Regions from separate parts of the Homo sapiens genome. Here region 1 is linked to region 2. Evidence: chromatin loops called from intact Hi-C (ENCODE). Cell type or tissue: heart right ventricle. All regions are shown on one strand. Links, peaks and the distances in the headings refer to the core of each region. The heading gives the core; the rest is flanking DNA.

Region 1 (7,313 bases), core at 1,324-6,323, 47 kb after region 2:
CACATCACTCAAATATTAAAAGGGAGAGTGGAGAGCTGGGTGAGAATTATTTATCTCTTAAAATTGTTCAGGGATATAGTACTTTCCAAAATTTTCAAATGGATATACAGCATTCACATGAACATTTAATAGTTAACCCAAGCAAATCATTTCAAATTCCTTGAAAAGTGTATTTTTTCTCCAAGAAGGATGTTTGCATTTACTATATAGGTTATGACAATAATGAGTACCCAAAAATTATTTCATTGTCATTATTAATGCTAATAGTGTTTGATGCAGTTGATACCAATATAAAAAATAGCCAAGTTTCCTAGCACTTTTTATAAGCCACTATTCTAAATACCTCATAAAGTAATTCATTTAATCTCCACAATAGTCCCAACAGGTAGGTCCTATCATAGGCTTTATTTGACAAAGGAAATTGAAGTTCAGGGAAGTTAGGTAACTTGCCCAAGGTCACACAGCTTATCAGTGCTGAGGCTAAAATAGAAACTGGGCAGCTGGACTCCAGAAAACACATTGTAAACAGTGGATCTCAAATTGTTGCCTGTGTAAGAATCACCTGGATGACTTCTTAATACACAGACCAAGGGCCACCCCTAGAGTTTCTGGTTCTAAAGGTCTGGGGTGGGGTCCCAAAAGTTTTGTGTTTAACAAGCCCCTAAGTGTTGCTGCTGCTGGCCTGGGAATCACACGCTGAGGACCACCACTCTAAATCACTCAGGATGCTGCATCTCTCCGTGATGATAGAATGAGCAGCTCTGATTGTGTTTTTCTTTCTTTCTTTTTTTTTTAGGGAGTCTTGCTCTGTCACCCAGGCTGGAGTGCAGTGGCACAATCTCGACTCACTGCAACCTCCGCCTCCCAGATTCAAGCGATTCTCCTGTCTCAGCGTCCCAAGTAGCTGGAATTACAAGTTCTTGCACCATGCCTGGCTAATTTTTCAATTTTTAGTAGACACAGGGTTTCACCATGTTGGCCAGGCTGGTCTTGAATTCCTGACCTCAGGTGATCAGCCTGCCTCGGCCTCCCAAAGTGCTGGGATTACAGGCGTGAGCCACCACGCCCAGCTGATTGTGTTTTTCAACTACCACCTGATCTTCCCCAGCTGTAACACAAGGAGGCCCTCCTGGTTTACAGTACCTAAAGAAAATGTGCTTGCCCTTTTAAAAGCTGTGCACCTTTAAGGAAGAACCTTTGCTAAGAAAACAAAGAAAAAGTCAATAATGTGGAAGCTAAGTAGATGGAATTTATTATACCTACTCTTATTAATATATACTTTATTATATCTATTCTTCCTAATTCATTTACATGCCTTCATACTTACCTACTTAAAAGTAAATAAATAAATTTTAAAATAAAAGAAGTGAGGAGAGAAACAACAGAAACCTGAAAAGGACAAATGTCCCAAGCAGAGGAATCAAGACTGTGGAGTCCTCCCAAATCCCACAACTGCTCATGGGTTGCTGCTATAGAAATTGAAAATATTTTACCAAGATGGTCACATGTAAGAATAGCAAAGCAATATCCTAACTTGCTGGGATCTTAGCCAAGGAGTCACTCCCAGTAATAGCAGTAAAGCCTTCTCCAAATTGTCAAACTACAAAAAAGCTCATAGACTCAATGGCCTGGAAAGTTCCTACAGAACTATTCACCCCTCTCCTTCACTCACCCCAGCGCCTGAGAATGATGTGTTCTGTTGGCATGAGGCTGTTCTTAACTATCCCCACAGGCCTTGCTCCTTCCCTTGGTACCCGTATCTAAGGAGACAACTTTTCTTTAAAAAGTGCAGTTCCCACAGTGTTTGCTTTAGGGTAAATTTCCCTCTTCATCCTAGGACATAGGTGAACAACTGGAGGAGACACATCACTAAAGAGGAGGGGAGGACTGTGGCAAGCCAGGTGGCGAGGGGACCATGATGGAAACCTCCATGACCCAGGAGTCCAAGGCAGGGCTACTTACATCTCTGCCATTGGCTACCTCCAGGGCTGCAGTGAACTTCTCTCTTCACCTCTCTTGGCCTCATTTTCCCCATCAGTAGGTACACCAAGGAACTGTGATGAGATCATGTTTAAGGTTCCCTTCCACCCACAGTGTGACAGAGTGCATCTCAGCTGGGCAGTAACCCTCATCATGGAGTCCGCCAGGAAAAGGTGCTCCACAGAGGTGAGTCCCAGAAGTGACCTCCAATCAAAATATTATGTCAAACTGGTGGGACCCTTTTAATGCAATATTTTTCCAATTGGATCCAGAACAGGCAGGGATATACCTTCTTTTTATCTTCTCTAATTTCTAAATAATCTGGAAATACAACATTTATTATATAAAAAAAGTGGGAATCAAAGTTTTTATTCTGAAAAGATTGGAGTTTTGTAAGGAAATTTTGTTCTCAGATATCAGTTATTGCAGATCACTCTTTATATAATTTTATATATTTTATATATATAAATATATGTATTCTCAGACAAGTCTTTCCAGTTATCCAGTGGAAAGGAATGTTCCTTCAAAATCCTCAGCATCCTCATTCACTGATTCAACAAATACTTCTGAAAAGCTTGACATTTGTTCCGCACATTTGGGATACAGCAACAAATAAGACAGCTACGGTTCTCAACCTCCTGGGGCTCACCCACCTTGGTGTGGCAGGTGGACAACTTTTAAAATTAGCAATAAAAAATCAAATATTGATGTTTCATAGCAAAACCTAAAGTGGAGGGTTTGTGTTAGAGAGTGACTGATGGCTTCTTTAGATGGAGTGGTTTTCAGGGACAAGCAACCTAAGGAAGTGACATTCAAGGAGAGATCTGACTGACAAGAAGGACCCCACCACATTGGGGAGTGGAATATTCTGGGCAGCATCAATGGTTAGTGCCAAAGCCCTGATTCAGGTGGAACAAGCCTGGCCTGTCTGGAGGGAGAGAAAGGAGAGGACTGATGTGTCTGGGGTCTGCAGGCCAGGGGGTGTGGAGGGAAGTGAGGATGTGGAAGCAGTAGACAAGGTAGCCTAGGGTGTTCATGAGCATGCAGAGCTGAAGGAGTCCCTGGTGGTGATGTGCTTCCCTGAATGGATGCATGTAAATATCGGAGATGGATGTGTGGTACATTTGGAGCCCTTAAAACAGCATTCATAGCCAAACATTGAGCAACCATCGTGTTTACCAATAGGACAATGGTGAAATAGTCATGACATAGTCATAGGATGAAATATCATATAGAACTACATATGGAACTTTTAGAGAATGTAAAATAGTGTGAGAACATCCTCACGAGGCAATATTAAGAGAAACAGCCAAGACGCAAACATATTTTATTGTTTATGGGAGGTGGGAATATGCGCAGTGGAGTGTGTGTATCTGCCAGAATGTAATGTCACCCAGCACACAGAAGTGTGTCTGGCATTTACCATGAGTTCAAAACACATTTCACTAAATGAATGTACAAATGAATACACATATATATATGAATGCATAAATGAATATATATATGAACCTATAAATGAATATATATACATTCATGTATGCACACATATGTATTCACACATTTGCATACAAATGGTCAAAGAAGGCAAGTAGATGTGACCTGTGGTTATTTATGAATTGTAATATTCTAAACAATTTTCTTTGCAGGAAGCCTTATTTTTTGCATTTTCCATAATGAATTTGCACCATTTTTATATTTGGGAGGAAAGAGTCAACATTATTAAAAAAATAAGATAGCCTTGGTTCTGATTTTTCAAGCAACCAGCACACATGAAAAGAATCTAATAGTCATGTAGGTCTCTGTATCAGACAGCAAGTTATATTTTCTGGTATTGCTCTAAGGATAGAAAAAAGTTTTACTTTGGGCCATTGAAACAGCTTGATGTGGCTACCTCATGTCCCAGATAGGAAAGGGTTCTGGACCCAGACTCCAGACTCCAAGGGAGGAAACAGCTCATAAAGGATTAGCCGTGGGCACAGGAAAGGGTACTGGTAGTGTGTGTGTGTCAAGCATTTAACATTTCTCTCTCTTGAAGATACAAGTTAAAATCATCCCCAAGAAACTTCTAGCATAACTCTGGATCCATGATGCCAATTAAAAAGTAGTCTAAAAACATCCTTAGTTTCAACAGTTTAATAGATATCTTCAAATGTACGCTCAATGTTGCCCAGCAATCCAATATTTTCCTGGAATGTTTGCTGTGTCCCTTCAGAATGACTCCTCCATACCTTTTCTACTCTCCTTAAACCCCCTCTATGCCTTTCTGCTGCCTCCCCTCCACTGGTGATCATTTAATTGAGGAAATCAAAGCAATCAGCCAGGAGTTCCTTCATCTTCCTACTTCTAACAGCACCAGCTGCTGGCATCTCTACCCTCAAGCTCTGCTTCCTCCTGATAGATGCTGTGTGGCGGGGACCCTGTTTCCTATCAGAAGTCAGCTCTTCCCCTCAGCTCTGGATCTCCTCTCCCCTGGCCTTCTCAAGTATTTTACTTCAAATTTATCTCCCTTTCTTCTGTATCATCAATTCTCTCTCTGTAGTAGAACATTTCCAGCTGCAAAAATCTCTAATATCTCCCATCTTTAAAAAAAATAAACAGAAAGGTAAAAACATCCATTGACCCAGTTTCCCTACAGCTACTTCCTCATTTCTCTGCTTGCATTTTCAGCAAAAGTTTTGGAAGAGAGAGTAGCTCGAAAGTGTTGCCTCCGTTCTACCTCCTATTCTCCCCGCTCTCATGAGGCGTCCCTGTCCAGCCCTGCATGGAGAGTGTCTCCACCATGCTATTAATACCTCCAGGTGGCAGCCCAGGGACCACCCTCATCGCATCATCTTTATTACCTGGACAGCCTCCAACACACCTAAGTACTACTCCCTCCTCCTTGAAACACTTTGCTCACCTGGCTTCTTGCTAGGCTCCTCCTCTAAACCTTAAGAGTGTCCCCAGGGGTCTGTGCTGAGCCCTCTCCTCTACTTTCCCCATGGTGACCTCTTCCAGCCCACAGCTTTAAATGCCATTTCCATGGGGGTGGCTGGCACACCTGCATCTGTCCAGGCTTCCTAGTTAACAGCACGCAGTTAATTTTGCCAGAGCACCGGGAGGAACAGGACATCCTTCCTCAAAGAGCACCACATGCTGAAGTTCTGGGGCTTGCCCTCCACGACACTCCTTCCAACTCTCCAATTCCCTACAAGGCAGGTAGCCCAAGCCCCCTGCATCTCCTGAACCTGCAAGAAACTCTGACCCGGTGCCCTGGCCGCCCCTGCAATCTGTCCTTGGGCAGCAGCCTGGGGATCCTGTGTCGCCTCTGCCTGCCAGCCTCCACTGGCTTCTTCTCCCATAAGCTAGGCCGCTGAGAGTGATGCCAATAAATAGAATTTAAGGCATGTTACAACCCTTTATTAGTTTCTCAAACCAGGAGAGAAAAATTGAAAACCTGAATTGAAAAATGGAATTAAAAAAAAAAATTAATGGGCTTATTGTTAAGAATCTCCGATAACCTGAATCCACACAATGACTGAGATAATACTATTTTTCTTATTGCCAGAGGGAATAAGACCCAAAAATCATGATGACAGGCCCTCTGACCTAAATAATGCTGATACCGGCTCCCTAAACCAGAAAGAGTAGAAAGCAAGGATTATGCTTACAGCTGACAAAGCAACAGTAGGGACTTGATGAGCAGTTCTGCTTTCTATAATACATCCACACAGGCCAAAAGAAGGCATAATGGTCAATAATTCAGTTCGCTTATAATAGGGTTCACAAAAAAATCTCATAGTTTGCAATCTTGACATGTTTTTAGCATAGGGCATTATGATTCACCTCTTTTGTACTATAATGGCTTTGTAATATATATTTGTGTATTTCTTTAATTAAAAATAATACCAGCACATGAGATAGGTAGAAATACATGAGTACAGCCAGGCATGGTGGCTCACACCTGTAATCCCAGCACTTTGGGAGGTTGAGGCGAGCAGATAACTTGAGGTCAAGAATTCGAGACCAGCCTTGCCAACATGGGGAAACCCCATCTCTACTAAAAATACAAAAATTAGCCGGGCATGATGGCGTACGCCTGTAGTCCCAGCTACTCGGGAGGCTGAGGCAGGAGAATCACTTGAACCCAGGAGGCGGAGATTTTAGTGAGCTGAAATTGTGCCACTATACTCCAGCCTGGGCGACAGAGCAAGACTCCATCTAAAAAAAAAAAAAAAATATGTATATATACACACACACACACACACACACACACACACACACACACACACACACACACGAGTACTACTGGAAGTTACCAAATAAAAAAATAAAGTTAGCCCAAAGGTAACAGTTTCTTGTGGGTATCCCTTGAGAAACATTTTATCCTTTTATCTGAATATACATACACTTCCCTTCCACATACATAACAGGCATCCCTCTATACAGGATGTTCTGCAACCTGCTTTTGTGTTAATGGCATACTTTAGGGATACCTCCTCGGCAGCACGTATCACATTCTTACTAACAACTGCACAGTATTCTACAACATAAAAATTACCTACTGCACTTACCTAGTCCAACTGATAGATACATAACAGGTTCCTAGTTTTTGATCACTAAAAACAATGATGCATATAGCCATGCTTGGGCGCGCGCACGCGTGTGTGTGTGTGTTCATCCTGCAGTGCTTTTGTGAGTCTATTTATTATATAAATTCCCAGCAGCAGTACTGTTAAGACAAAGGTATATGTATTTTAAACTTAGGTGAATACCACTAGATTGCCCCCGAAGAGGGCATACAAATAGATTCTACTTCAAATTTTCAAAATCCTGACCCCACAGCATCTTTTCCTCACACTTAGATTATCTAGGACTGTAGATTTTCATCTCTAAGAGAGATTGAACTTCTTCTCAGATAGATACATACACACATACATGCACAGACATTATTTTGTTTATTTTTCCCTTGTTCATAGCTTTTGGCAGCCTGTCTTTTGGGACGGTTTCTTGATCCACTCATAAAAAATCTTGCAAATGAATGAACCGGACCTCCATTATGCAGCTGTCAATTATTTTTTCCAATGTTGTTTTTGACTTTGTTTCTGGAATTCTTTCCAAACACAAAGTTTTTGTGGGGTTGTTTTAATTTTTTGGTAGTCAAATTTATTGATCTTTTTCTTTATGGTTTCTGCATTTTGTGTTCTACTTAGAAGTTTCTCTCTACTTCAAGACTACAAATATAGTCACCATAAGCACTTCTTAAAACAAAAATTTCAGAAAAGTAACAATGGTCTGGCAAGCCAAGCTGTTTCTGATACGAACAATAGCCAAAGCTGATTTTAAAATATGCT
Region 2 (7,313 bases), core at 788-5,787:
AAAAGCAAAATACCCATCAAATCTTAATCCACTGTGGGAGCTACACAAGGATGTCTACCATCAAAAGCAGAGAGCAAATGCTCGTGAATTACTTTACTCACTGTTAACAATTAAATGAAAGATAAAATGACTTTTCCCCATAGAAACAGAACTGAAAAGAGAACATACAAGGAGTGGCAGGACAGGAAGACTGGATAGGTCCACCCCCAATCCCCTCACCCCTGCCCAGAAATGGGACAGCTGCCACCAACTCAACATTCAGCATTTGGGACTAACATACAGCCTTTTCAACAGAGATTCTGACTGTACATTAAAAATGCCAAACAATGGATCAATGTGGTGGAACAACCCATCAAATCAGTTATTTCAACTGTGCTAGCCCCACTCATGCCATGTTATCTGAAAGACCAATTCTCTTGGCAATCTGTAGTTGCTCCTGGGTAGACAGACTGCTGCAAACCAACTTCTAAGTGGCCGTTCAGTAAATGACAAAGCTCCCCATTGTAGAGAAAAATGATCTTCCTCCAGGATTGGAGGAAGTCTAGGTCCTTAGAGTGCTGCCTGGGTGACTCTCAACCTGACATCCACCTGCAATCCACACCATAGCTGTCAGTGCCATGCTGAAATAGCTAATTCAAGGAGGAGGGGTGGGAGAAGATTGAGGAATAGAAGAAAGAGGACAGGGAGGAATGAGAGAATACAGTCACCAAACCAAAATTATGGGAAGCAGGGAAGCTAGATAACGGATGGTTAGGAGCAAATCAAACCCCTTATCCTCCAATCCTCAGAAAAGCATGTTAACTCATGGCACACACTTAGTATCCAAAGCGTATGGGAATCTCTTTTCTTAGCAACTCGAAAGTACTGCACTCCAAGTTCTTGCAGGAGAGTACCAACCTCGAACTTCAGCCATCAACAACATCTCATACAAGAAGTCCCACTGAAGCAAACTGATTTTTGAGACAGGGTGAACACAGTCATTAATGCCACTCATATCTCAGGGCATTCTAACCCTGACTCCCACATCAAGGTAATATGAAGACACTGAGCTACCCATTGATGCTGCTGCTTCTACATTTACTGAGAGCCAATATAAAGAAGGACAGTAATTATGAATACTTCTGCACTTCCAAAACCACAATTGGACCTAGAATGTATTAAGATGCTCTCCCAAGATTCATTTCAGATTTCAGTTCCAGAGGGAAAAGGTTTATCTTTCCCGAAGAACTGGGGGACCTCTTTTTATCAAACAATGAAAGTTACACTCATACATTTCTTGTCATCTTTGACAGCCAGGAAGTTTAAAATTGAACTAACTTGGTCACAAATTGCTGGCATTACCACTGGCTTTGGGATCTAGAACATTTATTTTCAACATTAATTTTTGATGGCTTACTTGTATTGGTGGGAGAGGGAGGGGGGATAGTGTGTGTGTGTATTAGACATTTGTTTCTGCTGTTGGGACATCTGGGACCTTGTTGACCCTGAAGAGACTGCTCCTCCCAGGTCTAGCCAATTCCTAGAGATAATAAATGACTCCTTTCATATGCAAATGAATCAGTCCAGAGCCTTGGCACCCACCCCCCACTCCTCTACAAGCTCTGGCTCCTACTCTTAGGACCACTGTTCTCCTGCCCTAACCACCCAGGGCCAGGTACCAGACAACTGGAGACAGCCCATAAACTCCAAAGCCCACTGAAATTATTCAAACTAGCCAATCCTAAACCTGCTCAGCCAGCTTACCTGGCCTCACATATCCCTTCCCTCAAAAACCACAGTAAGGGCTCTCGCCCAGGTCTCCTTGGGCTTCCCCTGCCTCCTGACTCAGGAGCTTCCCCTGCCCCGACAATCCCCCAGTGGCACGGCATGCCCCCTCCTTTGGGGAACTATAATTAACAAACTTTTCAATGCCAGCCACCTCCTGATCTGTTGGCCTCACCATACTTGAATAATAATAAAACCTGCATTTGAGGACCAAGTGTTTTTAACTGTAAGCTTGCTGAACTGCTCTTTGGAATCACGCAAACAGAGATTTTTCTTTTTCTTTCTTTTCCTCTTTTCCTTTTTTTTTTTTTCTTTTTTGTAAGCAGGGCAATCAATCAACCTGCTTCTTTCAAGTAGCTGGTAAGTCAAATAGCGGGTAAGGCCTCAGGAAATCTTGTTATTTGGTTTATTTCTAAACATTTGCAAGGTGACACTTAGGGCTTTTTTTTTTTTCCACCAAGGTTTAAGGTCATCTTGCATCGCAGCGAATGAGTGGCTCCTATCTATATCTTTCCTTCCTCTCTCTTGCATGCGGGCCCCCAAAACTGATGTTCAACATCTCAGGACTTCTCTTGGTACCTGATATGTTTACAGCTAGCTTCCTCATTGAAAGAGCAAAACCTCATCAGGGTGAATCTTTTAAGCCCTGATCTCCCTAACCTGCCCCACTGAGAGAGCTATCCAACCCTTCCGGCCAGAATGCGTTCCCCCTTTCTCTCTCCAGAGCAGTTCCAGAAACCCCTCCCTCCAATCCAATGAGGCAATTCCTGTGGGAAAGCCTTTATTTATTCCAATTCCAAAAACTCACTTTTTCCTTCATTAGAGTTCCTACTGCTTCACCACAGAAGGAAGTCACAGAACAAACCACAGACTGAAGCCAAAAGAAGAGATTAACAAATGCACCAGGCCACTCCTCCCCCACAAAGAGGTCACAGCGCATAGGTACTCACTGTTAAAATGATGGAACGCAGTTGCTTCTGAGCCAAAATATTCGCCATCTCCTGTGGAAGAAAAACACACCCACACAAAGGCTTAGGTTAGAAAGCTACATTTCGACATGGCCAAAAATGACCTTATCCTGGGGTGTGCTTCGTAACTGTATATCAGCAGTATTTCTTATGAAATAATGAACTCAAACAGGCAGTAGTATTCAAATTATTTTTTTGACTGTTTTATTTAGAATGTAAAAGCAATGTCCAAAAGCAAAGGAAAGATATCTGGCACCTGCAAACTTCTTTTCTTTAGGAATTTCTTCCTTCCAGAAAAAGGTGGGTGCTAAATAAAAATCAGGCACTCCAAACAAAGCAATGGCTATTAGAAAGCCTCATCATCTTTTATTAGACTACGTACGTGCAGAAAGCTTTTATTAGGCAACACATGCCTGTAGCAAGGAGATTCCAGTATCTTCTAAAAGTCATTTCATCTTAATCTGTGCAAAACCAAAGAGTGAGTAATACATATACCAGGCTACATAAGTGATCTGAGTGGAGTTTAAGTGAAGGGCAAATATCTGGGTGATGCAAAGCTCTAGAGTCTACACTCACTGAGCTCTGCAAGGCCTGATTTCTGCAGGTTGTTTTGTGCCTTGGCATCTCCTGACTGGTATGGAGGATTCAAGGGTGATTTTATTAAAGGAAATGATGCACAGAGTCCCTTTATAAATATTGACAAGTGGAGACTAAGGGAAAATAGTATATCAAGCATAGTCTTGGAGCACTTGGAGCCTTTTAAAGTAAAAATACTGCTCATATTCAGGAAGACACTTGACCGTTGTTTTGTGGTAGGGGGTGTTTTTGGTGTTGCTACTCTTACTGAGTAGAGAAGAAACTAAGCCACGGTTTAAAAACTCAACCATGATTTCTACTAAGGTTAAAACAAATTTGCAGAAAGCAAAGAAAACCAAGAACATGGGGGGTGGGGGAGATTTCTGAGGAGGGCATACAAGCAGGGGTGGACAGGAGCAGCACAGGAGAGCAGGGCCCACTTTACGCTAACAAAGGGAACGTGGGTGACTTACAGTCAGAGGACAATCAAGGATGTCAACATTGCTCTCTACATCAACCTAACGGCGTCATCGCCACCACAGAAAGGAAAGCAAGCAGGAGAGAAGAAGGGATGGAAATTCAGAGGACTCTGTTAGAGGTTGACCACTGTATTTGAACGCCCCTGCTGACCCACTGCATTGAAAAGTGCTTAAATACTGTAAGGTGACTCAAAAAAGCTAGATGGCACTCAAGTCAACATCCAATACTAGGTCTTATACTCTTGAAAACAAGAAAGCAGGAGCAATGACGCATTGAGAAACAACTCAAATGGTAACCCAGAAGGAACCTTCCCTTCCACGAGGCATAGAAAGCAGGGCTTTCTTGCTGATCTTCATAGAAAGGCCCACTGGTGGTGGTTTTTTTGTTTCTCCTAGACCAGATGACAAATAAAAGCCTCAAAGGATCCTATAGCTGTTTTAATTTCTTTCCTTTAAAAAGATGAAATTATTGCTCATAAATAAAGACGGAAAAAAATATTTCTGTTCCTATGTTTGTCTATCAGTCTATAAAATTTAAAGTTAGAAGGGACAATGTATGTCCAACTTCTACTAAAGAAATCATTGTAATTGTCTGTTTACAATATTTATTGTCTGCATAAGACTGTGAGTCCCTCATGAGCAGAAACTGTCTTTTTCTTTTTTGTATTCCAAGCCCAAAGTACAATGTCTGACACCGAGAAGACAATAAATGTTTGATAAAATAACAAATAAATATTTTATACTACCCTCCTAAGGAACAGCAGCTTGGTCAAAGAGAAAATAGAAATATCCATGCCTCCATTTTTTGGTCTAATAGTAAGGAATTATTGGAGTAAATGTGAGAATCCATGGGGAATATTTTATAGCATTAAAATTATGTAAAAGTATAGATAGCTACAAATATGAATCCAGATATACTGACATGGAAAGATGTCCACAAAATATTGTTTAGTTTTAAAAGAAGTTTAGAAAAACTACAATGCATGTAGTATGCTCACATTTGGTGAAAAAAAATGATGTATTAGGAGAATATTTGCACAGAACAAACAGGGAAGTAGCACCATGAAAGTCACAAGAGTTGTAAATAATTGCCGTGGTTCTGCCTCTGGGAATATAATTACAGGAATCTTTCAAACTTCTTCCTTTTGAGTCAGTATTTTCTGATTTTTCTACCAAATCTTTTAACTAACAAGTTTTTTAAATAGTGCTTATCAAAAGTATAAGTATTTGTAGAGAAATTTGGAAGGGATCTCACCAACATATTTGCCATTGAAATAGTGAACTGAATAATGGTAAAAGTTGTAAGCAAAAGGATCCATTTGCCCGCCTAACAGCAACCTCCTCCCCGACAAAACTAGCCCAGCCCTTCCCTCCGTTTGTGCCAGGAAACTGAGAATCTCCTACATCCCAGAGGCATGGGAAAGCAAGGCCTCCACCCCTGGGGGAACCCTAGAAGGGAAGGGAGTTCCCAGAGGAGGAAGCTTTACCCTAGGCCCCAGCACAGGCCTCTCTCAGTAAGGCCTACCTCACAGATGCAAAGGAAAAAACAGCACAGGTCCTTCTGACCATGGTGGCATTTTTTTCAGTAACAGCAGAAATAAGGTATAAGTGTTTAAAAGCATTCCAAATTCAAAGAAACCCCAGATAATGGAGTCCTGTGAATGTGTCTGGCCCCAAGTCAAAAAAAGATGAAATTTTAAAAAAGTATTTGACTGAAGTGGAATCAGGCTACTCCAAACAAAGCAATGGTTCTAAGGCTTTAAACAGATACAACAAAAAACAAACAAAAAATAGTGTTCCTGCAAATCCAGTAAATACATGTTTAGATTATATTTCAATCTAATTGGAGTGAGAAAATGGGCTTGGTGCTATCCAGGCTTCGGGGAGTTGTTTACTTGGCAAATACAGGAGAATTCTATGAGTGACATCTCTGACAGGCGTTGGATGGGATGCTTTGCAGGTAAAAGCAGGGATAAGGTTGAGACTCGAACTCTGATTCTTACCCGCTCAGTAACCTGGTCAAGTTCTTTACTCCCTTTGAGGCTCAATTTCCTTACTTATAAAACAGAAATAATGTGGCTTTCTCTGAATATGAGAATAAAATGAAATAATGTAATATAAAACACTGAACACTGCTTGGCACATGCCAGACTCTCAATAATATTATCATTGATGGCTGACTTTGGTCAATTTTCCTATTTGCCAAAAATTCAGAACTTTTAATTTTTCAGAACATACGCCAATAACAATGCCAACGTCAAATTCAGACCAGCTGAAACTTTATTTTACTTAGAACATAGAGCCCAGACTAAGGCATACAAGCTCAGCTGTTAATATAAATCCACAGCAACCCACATGATGTCACCAGTTAGCTCAGTCTTCTGCTTTACAGGCCTCTACTGACCTTCAGAAAATAATATCCAACAAACTTTTCTTCATTATGAATCTGAAATCCCTTTTTAGAGCTATCTCGCTACTCACTGAAATTTTTTTAAATTTAAAAATCATGATACTCCCTTTATTTTGATGAACAACATTCTTAATTTCAAGAGTTTATAGTTTATGAAGTCCACATCACTTTTCCATGGGCAAGTAAATTAAATACCTTGTAGGTATTTTTTAGAGCTTGAATGAATGAGTCATATAATACTTCATAAATTTCTGCTGAATTATATACAGTCTTTCTTAGTTGGAATCTTTTCTTAAATGGTTTAAGGTTATTAGACTACTCTTTGTCATGGTTTATTACTCTTTGTGGTGGTTTATTAGAATAATATATAGCCAAACTGTCTCCTGTCAGTCTTATGTTGCATAGTTTTCAAAGAAAGACTTGATTCACAAAATCCAAACCTAATCTTATATCGACATTCCATTATATTACCATTATTATCAATGTCCTGAAGTTAGTACAGATTGACACCTGATTCCCTATTTGTCCATGGTCATGAGAGTCCAATTTAACAAATGAACAGTAGTGTTTGGTATAAAATAAGATGCAGTAAGCATTTTACTCATGTCTAGATTCAGAGATCCAAGTGAAATGGCCTTTAGAGTGGGCATGAACTTTCACCTCCTCTAATCCATCCTCTTCTTTCACAGATGGGGAAAGGAAACTTCCAAGAGTTGAGATCAGAATGCAACCTTCCTGACCCCACACGCTACACTCAGCTACCATGTGGCTGGGCCAGAAGTCCCCAGTCTGGCCAGCAGAAGGACCCCGTTGCTCCAATGCCCAAGTCAAGCTTGGGTATGTACACGGTGAGAGCTTCCAGACAACTTCCGGGCTGCTTGGGAGTTATGAGTTCGGTATTTAGACTAAAATATCACAGAAGCAGCCCTATCGATGATTTCACCTCAGATCTGCAAAGCCACTCCTAAAAATCCAGCCACGGTAAGACTGCCCCTAGCACAGGCTTGTGGAGGGCAGGCACCTCCACCTGGCTCCAGCGAACACCAAATCAAACGTCCAGGAAACTATAAAGTGACACCACTACTTGTGCAAACACAGCCCCCCAGGGATGAATAA

The links. Peaks named below come from ENCODE experiments on the same cell type or tissue, not always from the same donor. Only the 100,000 strongest peaks of a DNase experiment are listed, where the experiment ranks them.
Region 1: it touches region 2 in a loop (2.1-fold over the local background); 1 of 110 quality-filtered maps calls a loop at or near these places.

What each region holds. Positions count from the first base shown.
Region 1 is chr7:37,260,830-37,268,142 of GRCh38, forward strand. All of the region lies in intron 5 of ELMO1 (engulfment and cell motility 1), which reads right to left. Among named protein-coding and RNA genes, the nearest start is that of ELMO1, 180 kb to the right of the region's middle. In heart right ventricle, for the core only: no CTCF peak of the experiment used is centred there; no DNase peak of the experiment used is centred there.
Region 2 is chr7:37,213,931-37,221,243 of GRCh38, forward strand. It overlaps ELMO1 (engulfment and cell motility 1), which reads right to left. Exons shown (of 22, transcript NM_014800.11): 11 at 2,715-2,765. Among named protein-coding and RNA genes, the nearest start is that of ELMO1-AS1, 220 kb to the left of the region's middle. In heart right ventricle, for the core only: no CTCF peak of the experiment used is centred there; a DNase peak (open chromatin) is centred at 2,677; H3K27ac peaks cover 3,201 bases.